Regions from separate parts of the Homo sapiens genome. Here region 1 is linked to region 2. A link is a loop called in an ENCODE intact Hi-C map of the cell type or tissue named here. Cell type or tissue: PC-9. All regions are shown on one strand. Each heading gives the region's core, and the rest is flanking DNA. Links, peaks and the distances in the headings are about the cores only. Region 1 overlaps STARD13 (StAR related lipid transfer domain containing 13). Region 2 overlaps STARD13 (StAR related lipid transfer domain containing 13).

Evidence for each region. Peaks named below come from ENCODE experiments on the same cell type or tissue, not always from the same donor. Only the 100,000 strongest peaks of a DNase experiment are listed, where the experiment ranks them.
Region 1: a loop joins it to region 2, with 10 times the contacts of the local background. A loop is called at or near these places in 7 of 110 quality-filtered maps.

The regions. Positions count from the first base shown.
Region 1 is chr13:33,149,723-33,155,103 of GRCh38, forward strand. All of the region lies in intron 3 of STARD13 (StAR related lipid transfer domain containing 13), which reads right to left. Among named protein-coding and RNA genes, the nearest start is that of STARD13-AS, 130 kb to the right of the region's middle. In PC-9, for the core only: no CTCF peak of the experiment used is centred there; DNase peaks (open chromatin) are centred at 2,819 and 4,189; H3K27ac peaks cover 3,737 bases.
Region 2 is chr13:33,216,159-33,221,539 of GRCh38, forward strand. The region is part of intron 1 of STARD13 (StAR related lipid transfer domain containing 13); the gene reads right to left. Among named protein-coding and RNA genes, the nearest start is that of STARD13-AS, 59 kb to the right of the region's middle. In PC-9, for the core only: no CTCF peak of the experiment used is centred there; DNase peaks (open chromatin) are centred at 2,023 and 2,483; H3K4me3 peaks cover 1,102 bases; H3K27ac peaks cover 4,251 bases.

The DNA of each region.
Region 1 (5,381 bases), core at 89-5,088, 66 kb before region 2:
ATACAAATTGGATGAAACATATCCCTGACAGATGTAAACGCCTCTTTAAGATCTGACTGCCTCAAGTAAAAGAATATGTCACAGTGGAAGTATTCATCACACTTTATCAAAACCACTGCAAAATTCTCGTGTGAGTGAAGCCAATCTGCATTTAGGACAAATATTTAGCCCCAGTATCTGCTTCCCTTTAACTTAATCATAAGTAATATAAAATCCTTCAGATAATCTGAGTTGGTCTAATACTGGTTCCTTGGAAAACTGTTCCTGCATGGATGAAAATTTCAATTATAGAATGTATTTGCAGCATGAATAGTGTGTCCTCCATTGGATTGGAGCCTTGATTCAGACAGGGACCATAATTTATTCTTCTTCTAATCCCCATAAATCCTAGAAGGAAGTTTTATACATGATAGGCTCGGTAGGCTTTTCTTTTTGAACTGAGCATGCTTTGTTCATATAGGTCCAATCAGTGATTGACTTTAAGTAGTTACAATAGACCTTGTATAGTCAGGATAGCAGAATTATTCTCCACCACTGAGTATGACAGGCTATGAGTTGCATCTTATTTGCATTCTTCATGCCTAGTACAGGCCCTGGCTCAGAGCCAATCCATTCAGATAATGTTTGCTAAGGAAACATTAGATCCTGGACAACACTAGGGACCACTTGGACTGATGCTTTTATTTTCAGATGAGAAGATAAAGTCTCTGAGGGGACCATATGCTCAAGGCAGCCACACATTAGTGAGCAGCCAAGCTAGAACTTCTTTCTGCCATGTGATTTATCTGCTCCTGTCTACTTAAGAAAAATTTTAGGAAGGCCTGGGAAATGAGAGCTTATGTCATGTACCCAGCACAGGCTATTCAATAAACACTTGTTTCCATACCCTCTCTACTTTCTCCATGGGAAGAGAAAACCCATGGCACATGATGAAGCCTGTCCTCTTCATGTTTTGAGCAAACTGAATTCATGTGTTAACCTAAACACAGCAGTTTGACCCTTTCAGAAGATAATGATACTGCTGCCACAACCTGTTAATTTTTACTGTTGTCTTCAGAATCCTTGAGAAGGGCTAATACGCTAGCAAATGTGAAATAGTAGTCTCATTTTAAGAGTGAAACTTGAGGTTCTAATGGGAAAGTCAACAAGAAGAGAAGAAGCCAAGATTCGTTCATCCGACAGTGCGCTGTGTACCAGGAATAAGTTAGGTGCTGGGAATACAGTATTTAAAAAGATATGGTCCCTGCCCTTGAGAATCTCATGGTCCCATGTGGGATAGAAACATGATTAAAAAGAGAAGAAGCTACTCACTTTCTGAGAGCATAGGGACAACGCCTCCCAGAGGAGGTAATATTTGAGCATACCTATGATGGATTAAGAGAAATTTGCTGTCTAGGCAAGGAGAATTACAGGAAAAAAAAATAGGCACAAAATAGCAGGGTATAATCCAGGAATTGCAAATATATGAAAAGGGGTGTTAGTCTGTTTTCATTGCTATTAAGGAATACCTGAGACTGGGTTGATTTATAAGGAAAAGAAGTTTAATTTGGTTCATGGCTCTGCAGGCTGTACAAGGAGCATGGTGTTGGCCTCTGCTTCTGGTAAGGCCTCAGGAATCTTACCATGACAGCAGAAGGTGAAGAGAGGGTGTGCATACCACACGGTGAAAGCAGGAGGGAGAGATAGAAAAGGGGAAGGTTCCAGGCTCTTTTAAATAACTAGATCTCACGTGAACTAACTGAGGGAGAATTCAACATCAGGAAGATGACACTAAACCTTTCATGAGGGATCTGCCTCCATGAGCCAACACCTCCCACCAGGCCCCAACTCCAACACTGGGAATTGAATTCCAATGTGAGATTTGGAGGGGACAGACATTCAAACCATATTGAGGGATAAGCCTGGACAAGCAGGCAGGGGCTAGATCACAAAGGATTCAAATGAAGATGTTAGGAGCAATCTGGTACAATGAGGAGCTACTGAAGGATTTAGACAGGAGCGTAACATAGATTTGCATTTTAGAAATGTAACTGGCAGCAGGATAGAGAAGGAACTAAAGAGAAACAATTATAACATGGTTCTAATAGTCCAGGGGAGAGATGGCAGAGAGATGCAAAAGGGGAGTGAGAGTGGGATGTCTGCGTGAAGACAGAGACTCGGCCATTGGTTGATGTGGAAGCTGCAGAGAGGCAGAAACAGAGGATGACTCCCAGATTTCAGACTTTGCTGAACATGCCGTTAAACACAGAGGAAACAGGGAAATAGGGAAGTTGACAGGGAGCTAAGATATGGGGGAGATCATGATCATGCTCATGTTTGGATATGTTAAATTTTAGGGGCCCTGTCACATTCAGACCCACTTGGGAATGGTCCACATATGGATGATATACACAGAAGATACATAATAATTAAAGTCAATCATCCAGGGGAAATCCAGAACTCTGGAGAATTACAGTGGTTAAGGCATGGGCCAAGGAAGGGAGCCAGGTTCAGGGAAGGTGCAGTCAGAGATGTAGGAGTCGACAACAACTAGCTGAAGATGGTGTCCTAGGACCCTGGAATTGAGATAGAATGGGAGTGGTGAGAGGCTCCTCCTTCACATGTTTTTTTCATTTTTTTTCTTCTTCTCTTCTCAAAACCCATGCTACTACTTTGCTGACACTATACCTGCTAACCCCGAGGCTTCAGTCATACAAAAAAAAAAAAAAATAGCCATTCTTCTGTGCTCTTATAAAGTTTTACCCTGTCTTTTACTTAAAGAACTCCAGGAACTGGCCTTAGGAAACCAAACACTGAACCAAGTTTGCAGTGTCCCACCTCAGAAAGGAATGAGGAACAACTAATGTACAGCCTTGTTGCCTCCAGCCAGACCTCAAGGTGGCCCATTACTCAAGATAACCATCGTGACCTACTCATCCCCTACCCACCATGGGCTTTGCCCAGCCCAGCCCACATACCTCCTCCGATGTCAATTCTCTGCCTAATAAAAAAAATCCCTCCCAGCTCTTTTTGGGAAACTAGCTGGAGGATCCTTGGGCCTCTGCTGTCTCCCTTGTGCTCAAGCACAAGCCTTGAAATAAAAGCCTAGTCTGGGAAATGTGCCTGGTCCCGCGTTAATTCCCGTATTACATGGGGAGCCGAAGAGCCCGTGGCCTATAACAGAATGAGCATTAAAAAAAGGAGGGAGTAATTGGGTGGCTGTATCAAATCTTTAAGAAAGAGTAAGTGATAAAGCCTAAAAACACTTTTTGGATTGAGCAGTTCATGAGGGCAGTATTAGGAAAGGCATGGACATTCTTTTAAAATGTCTAGCTAAGAAGGAGGGTGATTTAGGTTATTTTGAGGAGAAAGTGAAGAATTTATCACCACATAGTCTTCTCTAACATGAAGATGCCATCAAGTAATTTGAGAACTGACAGGCTGTTTTCTTCCAGGTTCCAGTTCAATTTAACAAATGTTTATGGAAGTCCTGCTCAGTACAAGGCCATGTGACACCAAGCACCCACGATATACCACTGACTAAGATGCCATCCCCACTGTTGAGCACTTGGAAATTGGTAGAAAGTCCCTTGCATGGTCAGCAGACCCTAATGGAAGTAAGGCGGTCGTCAGCAGAAAATCGAGCTGTGCACAGACTGCCTGGGCACACAGGAAAAGAGCCAGAGAGGGATGCCCAGGGCCTGGGAGGATGGCCAGGAGTGCAGGAACGGAGGGACCAGGAAGAAGGACCAGAGAAACGCTGGGCGACTGTGTGCCGGGAGGGATGTTAAGCAGCCTGTGTGCCCTGAGTATTGCAGGGTGGCTGGGAGGTGCCCGGGCCCAGACCAGCAGGGGCGTTTGACTCAAGCTGAAACAGAAGCCTGGAGAGACACCCAGCGGCCCTCTGCCTACAGATGTATAGGAAAACAATAGGACTCTCTCCTTCTTTGTAGTTTAGATTCCCATTTGACATCTAAACTGCCAGACTTTAGACTGGTCATGAAGTCTCTCGTGTTGATTTAATGACCAGTTTCCTGTGATACTTCTAATATTCCTGCCAAAGGCTTGAGAGAAATAACAACCAGGGGCATGATGAGTTCAACTCTTACAGACAATTCTGATTAAAGCCTAGCAGCCTGAACTTCTCACCCAGGCTCCTATGTATGTCCTAGCCCGGCCTGCTGGGGAGTGTTCCGGGTGGGGCCCTCCAAGACATTCAGGAACCTAAGTCACTGAGGATGTGTTCTTAACCTAGGGATCAAAGGCAAGTCAGGGAGCAGCTCCTCCTCCTCGGGCTGTAGCTGCAGGGCATGGGAAAGGTCTCCATGCTGGCGGACTGTTGGAAAATGCAGATTCTGGAGAGCAGAGATGGATATACTAATGCCAAAGAGACAATTCTGGTATGTAACTCCATGAGGGTGGGGCCTTTCAACAATCACAGGCCATCCACAGGGAGGGTGTCGGGCGCACTGGGGGCAGGGGGCAGGAAAAAGAAAGAGGACAGTCAGAAGTCAGAAGTCAGCAGGTGGTGTCACCGTGCCACTACGCAGCCAGGGAAGGCCACACCTCTGTTCAGCTTTTCCCTCTGATGTTCTGCCGAGTGGTCAGGCTGCAGCAGGAATACTGACCTCTGTTCCAGTCCATAAACCCCAAAAGAACTGCCCCTGGACATTAGTTGAGGTGTGGAAGAAAAGCAGTTAAACATTGAGGGCTCTAGCTATACAAAGAAAATTAAGTATATGTATGCTGTCCAGGGACACGATATCTATGTGGAACTGTGTGAATTTCATTTAGCTTGTGCAAGAAAATAAATGTAAATAAGCTATGTGCTTTAATCATCAGGACTTCAAGGAAGAACATAGGCTCTCTTGGCTATTCAATAAAAAGTGATGGCCAAAGTGGCCCGGGGGAAAGAACTTAAAACAAAAAAAAAGTCCAGGTTTTCTTGGACCTCTTTAGTTTGTGGAATTTCAGACCAATTTTATATTCACATGTGCTTGTATTGGAAAATTGAGTGGGGTGTCCTTAGCTTTTTATTGTAACTGTTTACAATAATTGCATCAGATCCAGATAATTTTTCTAGTGAGAACTGGTCCAGCTTCAAGTGAGGGTCATGACTAGCGATTTCTGAGAGAGGGTCAAGAACTGAAGGCTGAGCAAAGCAGCCGCGCGGGAACCGGCTGCTCAGGAGCCCACCCCTCACTCACACTGAGGCTTCTTTCCTTCCCCTTCCCCTGGGGCTTCTTTCCTTGGGGCTTCTTTTCACTTGGGGCTTCTTTCCTTCCCCTTCCCCTGCCTGCCCGTAGAGAGGATTCCCCGGCATCCACTCTTAGTCCTCTCCTCACTGTCCCAGCTGTCCCTGAGTGACCTCATGCACTCTCAGGGCCTTCCTCCTCACATGC
Region 2 (5,381 bases), core at 93-5,092:
TTCTTTAAAGAACTAAAAGTAGAACTGCCATTTGACCCAGCAATCTCACTACTGGGTATCTACTGAGAGGAAAAGAAGTCATTATACGAAAAAGATACTTGCATATGCATGTTTATAGCAGCAAAATTCGCAATTGCAAAAATGTGGAACCAACCCAAATGCCCATCAATCAATGAGTGGATAAAGAAACTGTGGTATATATATACGATAGAATACTACTCATCCATAAAACGAATGAATTAATGGCATTCACAGCAACCTGGGTGGGATTAGAGACTATTAATCTAAGTGAAGTAACTCAGGAATGGAAAACCAAACATCATATATTCTTACTTATAAGTGGGAGCTGAGCTATGAGGATGCAAAGGCATAAGAATGACACAATGGACTTTGGGGACTCTGGGGGAAAGGGTGGGAAGGAGGTGAGGGATAAAAGACTGCAAATTGGGTTTAGTGTATACTGCTAGGGTGACAGGTGCACCAAAATCTCACAAATCACCACTAAGGAACTTGCTCATGTAACCAAACACCGCCTATTCTCCAAAAATCTATGGCAATAAAAAATTTAAATAAATATATGGTTGGTAACATTTGACCATATGTATAGGAGAGGCACCTGACAACCATAACTGAAGCATGCCCTGAGAATGACCGCATTGTCTAAGAAGAATGTGTGTTTGGAGTCCCAAGCTAAGGAATCTGAGAGTGGCCAACCTGGAGTTTCACTTCTTATCCATGAGGGACATTCGAATCCCTGGCCCATCCCTTGGAACACAGGCCATACAGGGAATCAAGGCCTTTAGTTTTGGGTTAAATGGAGGTTGCCAGGTGGAGGGTGCTAAGTAAAAATGCTATATAACTGCATGCTTTTTATAAACAGTAGTGGTCTTCCTGTGTAGTCTGCTATCACTGGACTGCCCCATATGTAAGTCCCCCCAATAAACCCTATGTCTCGTTGGCTGGCTTCAGGTCTCTTCTTTGGCCTCTGGACATGGTACTATCCCTGCTGGAGTCAATAGGGATCTGGCATGACACCATATGACACCTATCATAGCCCACAGGACATGAAATTTGAAAGACATTTCTACTCTTGCAGCTCATTGTTTTTGATGGCATGTGCCAACTAAGTACTGACATGCCACTTGGGGATGAGTGAGGAGGCTGCCCCACCCTTGTGACTCCATGGTGTGAGCACCTCCTGCCTCCTGCCTTTCACCTCCACTGCTTGGCCTCTTCAAAACCCTCTCCATCCAACCTGCTCCTGTCAAATATGTCTCTTGTCAGACTGAGCAATGTCAGACTGAGAGCATTTATTTCATGGGCAGGAAGCCAGAGTGGCTGCTGTGATGTCTGACTGCACGTGTGGTGCAAGCACACAGGGGAAGGGGGCCTTAGATTTTCTCAGGTCAAGGAGGACCATGCGGCCTGGCCTTCTCCACTTAGCGCTGCATGAGCTCACTGGGCTGGCATCAGAAAGCCCTTCCAAAACAGGAAGATACAAGATAAAACCTCCAAGAGAGCAAGGGAGGAGAGTGATGCTCCCTCTGGGAAGAATGCACCAAGCCAGAAATAAACACCTTCATGAAAAATATTTTAAAAGTTAAGCTCAAAATTGTTTTTTAAATGCAGCTTTACTGAAAAAACTATAAGCTCAGAGTCTCTGCTGGGGCAAGGATAAACAAAGCACGGTTCTTTCCAACAGGAAGCCCTCAGTCTAGCAGGACAGGTAAATCAGGCGAGTGATTTATTTTAAAAGAGAAAGACAAGGGAAATGAACATTTACTGAGTGTCTACTTCATGGCAAAGCTTGGAGCAGACTATATTACACACACATACACACACACACACAAATTCACACACATCTCATTTTATTCCACTTTACAGAGGAGAAAACAAAAGCTCATAGATTTCAATGGTGTCAAAAGTTACACGGAAGTAGCCAACTTTTTACTGTATGGCAAACATACCTGCTAGCAACAGCTTAGCTTGAGCAACACCCTGAGAGTTACCCTATGGTTTAAGAGGAATGCGTGTTCAGAGTTCCAAGCTAAGGAATCCAGGAGTGGCCAACCAGAGATTCATTCCTTATCTATGAGGAACATCTGAGCCCACGGCCTGTCCCATGGAATGTGGGCTGTCCTGGGGAGTCAGACCCTTTGTTTTGGGTTAAGTGAAGGTTTCCAGGTGAAGGGTAAGTGAAAATGGTACATAAATTGCATGCTTTCTGAAGGTGGTCTCCGTGCTCCTGTCCAGCCTGCCACCACTGGAACACTCTGCATGTAAGTTCTTCTCAATAAACCCTATGTCTCATTTGCTGACTCTTGAGTCTCTCCTTCAGCCTCTTGAACCTGGTGCCATCTCTACTGAAGTGAATAGGGGTCTGGTACGACAATATTCAAATCTAGTTCTCACTCCAAAGCATGTAATTCCAAAGCCCACACTATTCCTACATTATGATGCCTATTTCACTTCATTTGTCTGACTCATAGGAACCTGTTTAACCTCCTTGTTAAATAGAACATTATAAGAAATGCTGCCATACCTTAACACAGCAGAGTACTATATAAATTCAGATGGCATTATTGTAACATATCTTTCATTCAGTTGTCTGTGAAGAACAGATAGTAGTTTATATATTTGTGAAACTCAGCATTAAGATTTTGATATTAAAAAGACAGGGAAGGATACTCTGTGATAAATACGAATTAGGTCACATCATTCTATGCTTGGTTATGCTGAACAACACGGCACTGAAAAAACAGAGAATACCTGTAAGATTATTTCTTCTAAAGGAGAACCTAAAGGTAAACCTAGAACTTGGATGACTCTACAAATAAGGGCCCTGGAAATCTACAGGGCGTCTTCCCTTTCTAATTTTAAAAATATAACAATCGTGTTTACTATATCTATTGTGAAATACAATTACAGGGTACTATGTAAGATGCTAAGGGGTGGATAAATCTCAGAATAAATAAATAAAAGTAACTTTCCATGGACTGAGGGAGACGGTCACCATGCAGTACGCCACAGTTCCAGGGCATGACTGTAGAGCAGGGAAAAGTACTGCAAAGACACCAATCTTTCTTTGATGTGTGTCCCTTTCTTCCCTTTGAGTTGGGTTCCTGCTGATCCTGAGGGAACCCCTCTTGCTGCTCCTCTGCTTGACCATCTCAGCGCCTCCTTAGAGCTCCAGCTGACTCTCATCCTGCTCCCCCATGCAGGGCTGGTTACATGATTTGTGGATCCCAGTGCAAAATGAAACAAGTATAAAAATAGGTCGGATGCAGGAGGTGGAGCTTGCAGTGAGCTGAGATTGCACCACTGCACTCCAGCCTGGGCGACAGAGTGAGACTCCTTCTCAAAAAAAAAAAAAAAAAAAAAAAAAAAAATAGGTCAGGTGCAGTGGCTCACAGCTGTAATCCTAACACTTTGGGATGCAGAGGCGGGAGGATCACTTGAGGCCAGGAGTTTGAGTCCAGCATGGATAACATAGCAAGACCCCTGGGCACGGTGGTGCATGCCTGTAGTCCTAGCTACTTGGGAGGCCAAGGCAGGAGGATCTTGAGCCCAGGAGTTCAAGGTTGCAGTGAGCTATGATCACGCCACTGTACTCCACCATGGGCGACAAAGCAAAATCCTGTCTCTAAAAACAAACAAAAAAAAAAAAAGAAAGAAAGAAAGAAAGAAGAAAAGAGAAGAAAAGTATAAAAATAGACAACTGCAGATTCCAGACTGAAATACTGATGGGTAGAGGAACGCTTTTCCATGATATACCCACAGCACCTTATCAAAAAGTTACAATCAGACGCCTGTTCCTGCTTTAACTTTTTTCTTCCACAGCACATTTCACCTTCACACTGGTTGCTCACTTTTTGGCTTTAATGCCTGTCTTTTCCTGGATTAAAAACTTGATGAGGCAGGGATGTTTTTCTGTTTTGGACATTGATATATCTTCAGTGGGTAGAGCACTGCTGGCACATAATAGGCATTCAAATATAAAACACCTGAATCATACAAATGGAGAACACATGTGAAAACTAGCTGATATAGCAAACTGAATGGCTAGAAAACTTTACACAATAATAAGGGAATGAATTTCCTCAGGGTCATGAAACACATTGATCTGAAATTCATGGAAATAACTCTAATTATTTATTATTTTAGATTCTAGAGAATGAGTATCAGCTGGTTGTAGACAATGAATATTAGCTATAAGGGTGAAGATGATCCCTTATAAAAATGACTGCATTTAGGCCAGGCGTGGTGGCTCACGCCTGTAATCCCAGCACTTTGGGAGGCTGAGGCAGGTGGATCATGAGGTCAGGAGTTCGAGACCAGCCTGGCCAACATAGTGAAACCTCGTCTCTACTAAAAATACAAAAAATTAGCCGGGTGTGGTGGCGGGTGCCTGTAGTCCCAGCCACTTGGGAGGCTGAGGCAGAAGAATTGTTTGAACCTGGGAGGCGGAGGTTGCAGTGAGCCAAGATTGTGCCACTACACTCCAGCCTGGGCAACAGAGCAAGATTCCATCTCAAAAAATAAATAAATAAATAAAATAAAGGCTGCATTTAATATTTGATATCTCTAGAAAACAGTTGACTGAAAGTCATCCAGGTTCTGATTCTAATGGATTACACTATGTCATTAATTGTTTCCATAATTCAGAACAACAAAAGAATAGCATTTTTATATTAACAGAAAATGTTTGCCTTCTATAAAATGAATGGAGGGATACAAAGTTATAGAGAACTGCAAGAACAGATGAGAGATTTACTGAATATCGTTGGAGCAGTTAGAGGAGTTCACAATAGTCCTTACATTCATTACAATAGTTAACTTACCCCCATATCCATATAGATAAGCCCTGGAAGAGTATTCAGTAGTAGATGGACTACTGAAATGAAAACACTCGTCATCAACTTAAAAAAAAATTGTGGTGAAATAAACCTAACAAAAATTGTACCATGTTAACAATTTTAAAGTGTACATTTCAGTAGCATTAAATATATATTTATGCAACCAATCTCCAGAACTTTTTCATCTTGCAAAACTGAAACTGTATCCACTGAACAACAACTCCCCCTTTCCCTATTCGCCAGCCCCTGGAAACCACTGTTGGATTTTCTGTCTCTATAAGTTTGACTTCTCCAGGTGCCTCATGTAAGTGTTTGTCCATTTGTGATTGGCTTATTTCACTTAGTATAATGTCCTCAAGCTTCACCCATGTTGTAGCACGGTAAACATTTCCTTGCTTTTTAAGGCAGACTAACATCATCATAAACTTTTGCAACTTATGAGAACTGCAAACTGACAGTAGCGCAAAAGCATCAGTCTTACTTTGACATGCATCCCCCTCTTCCCTCTGAGTTGGGTTCCTGCTG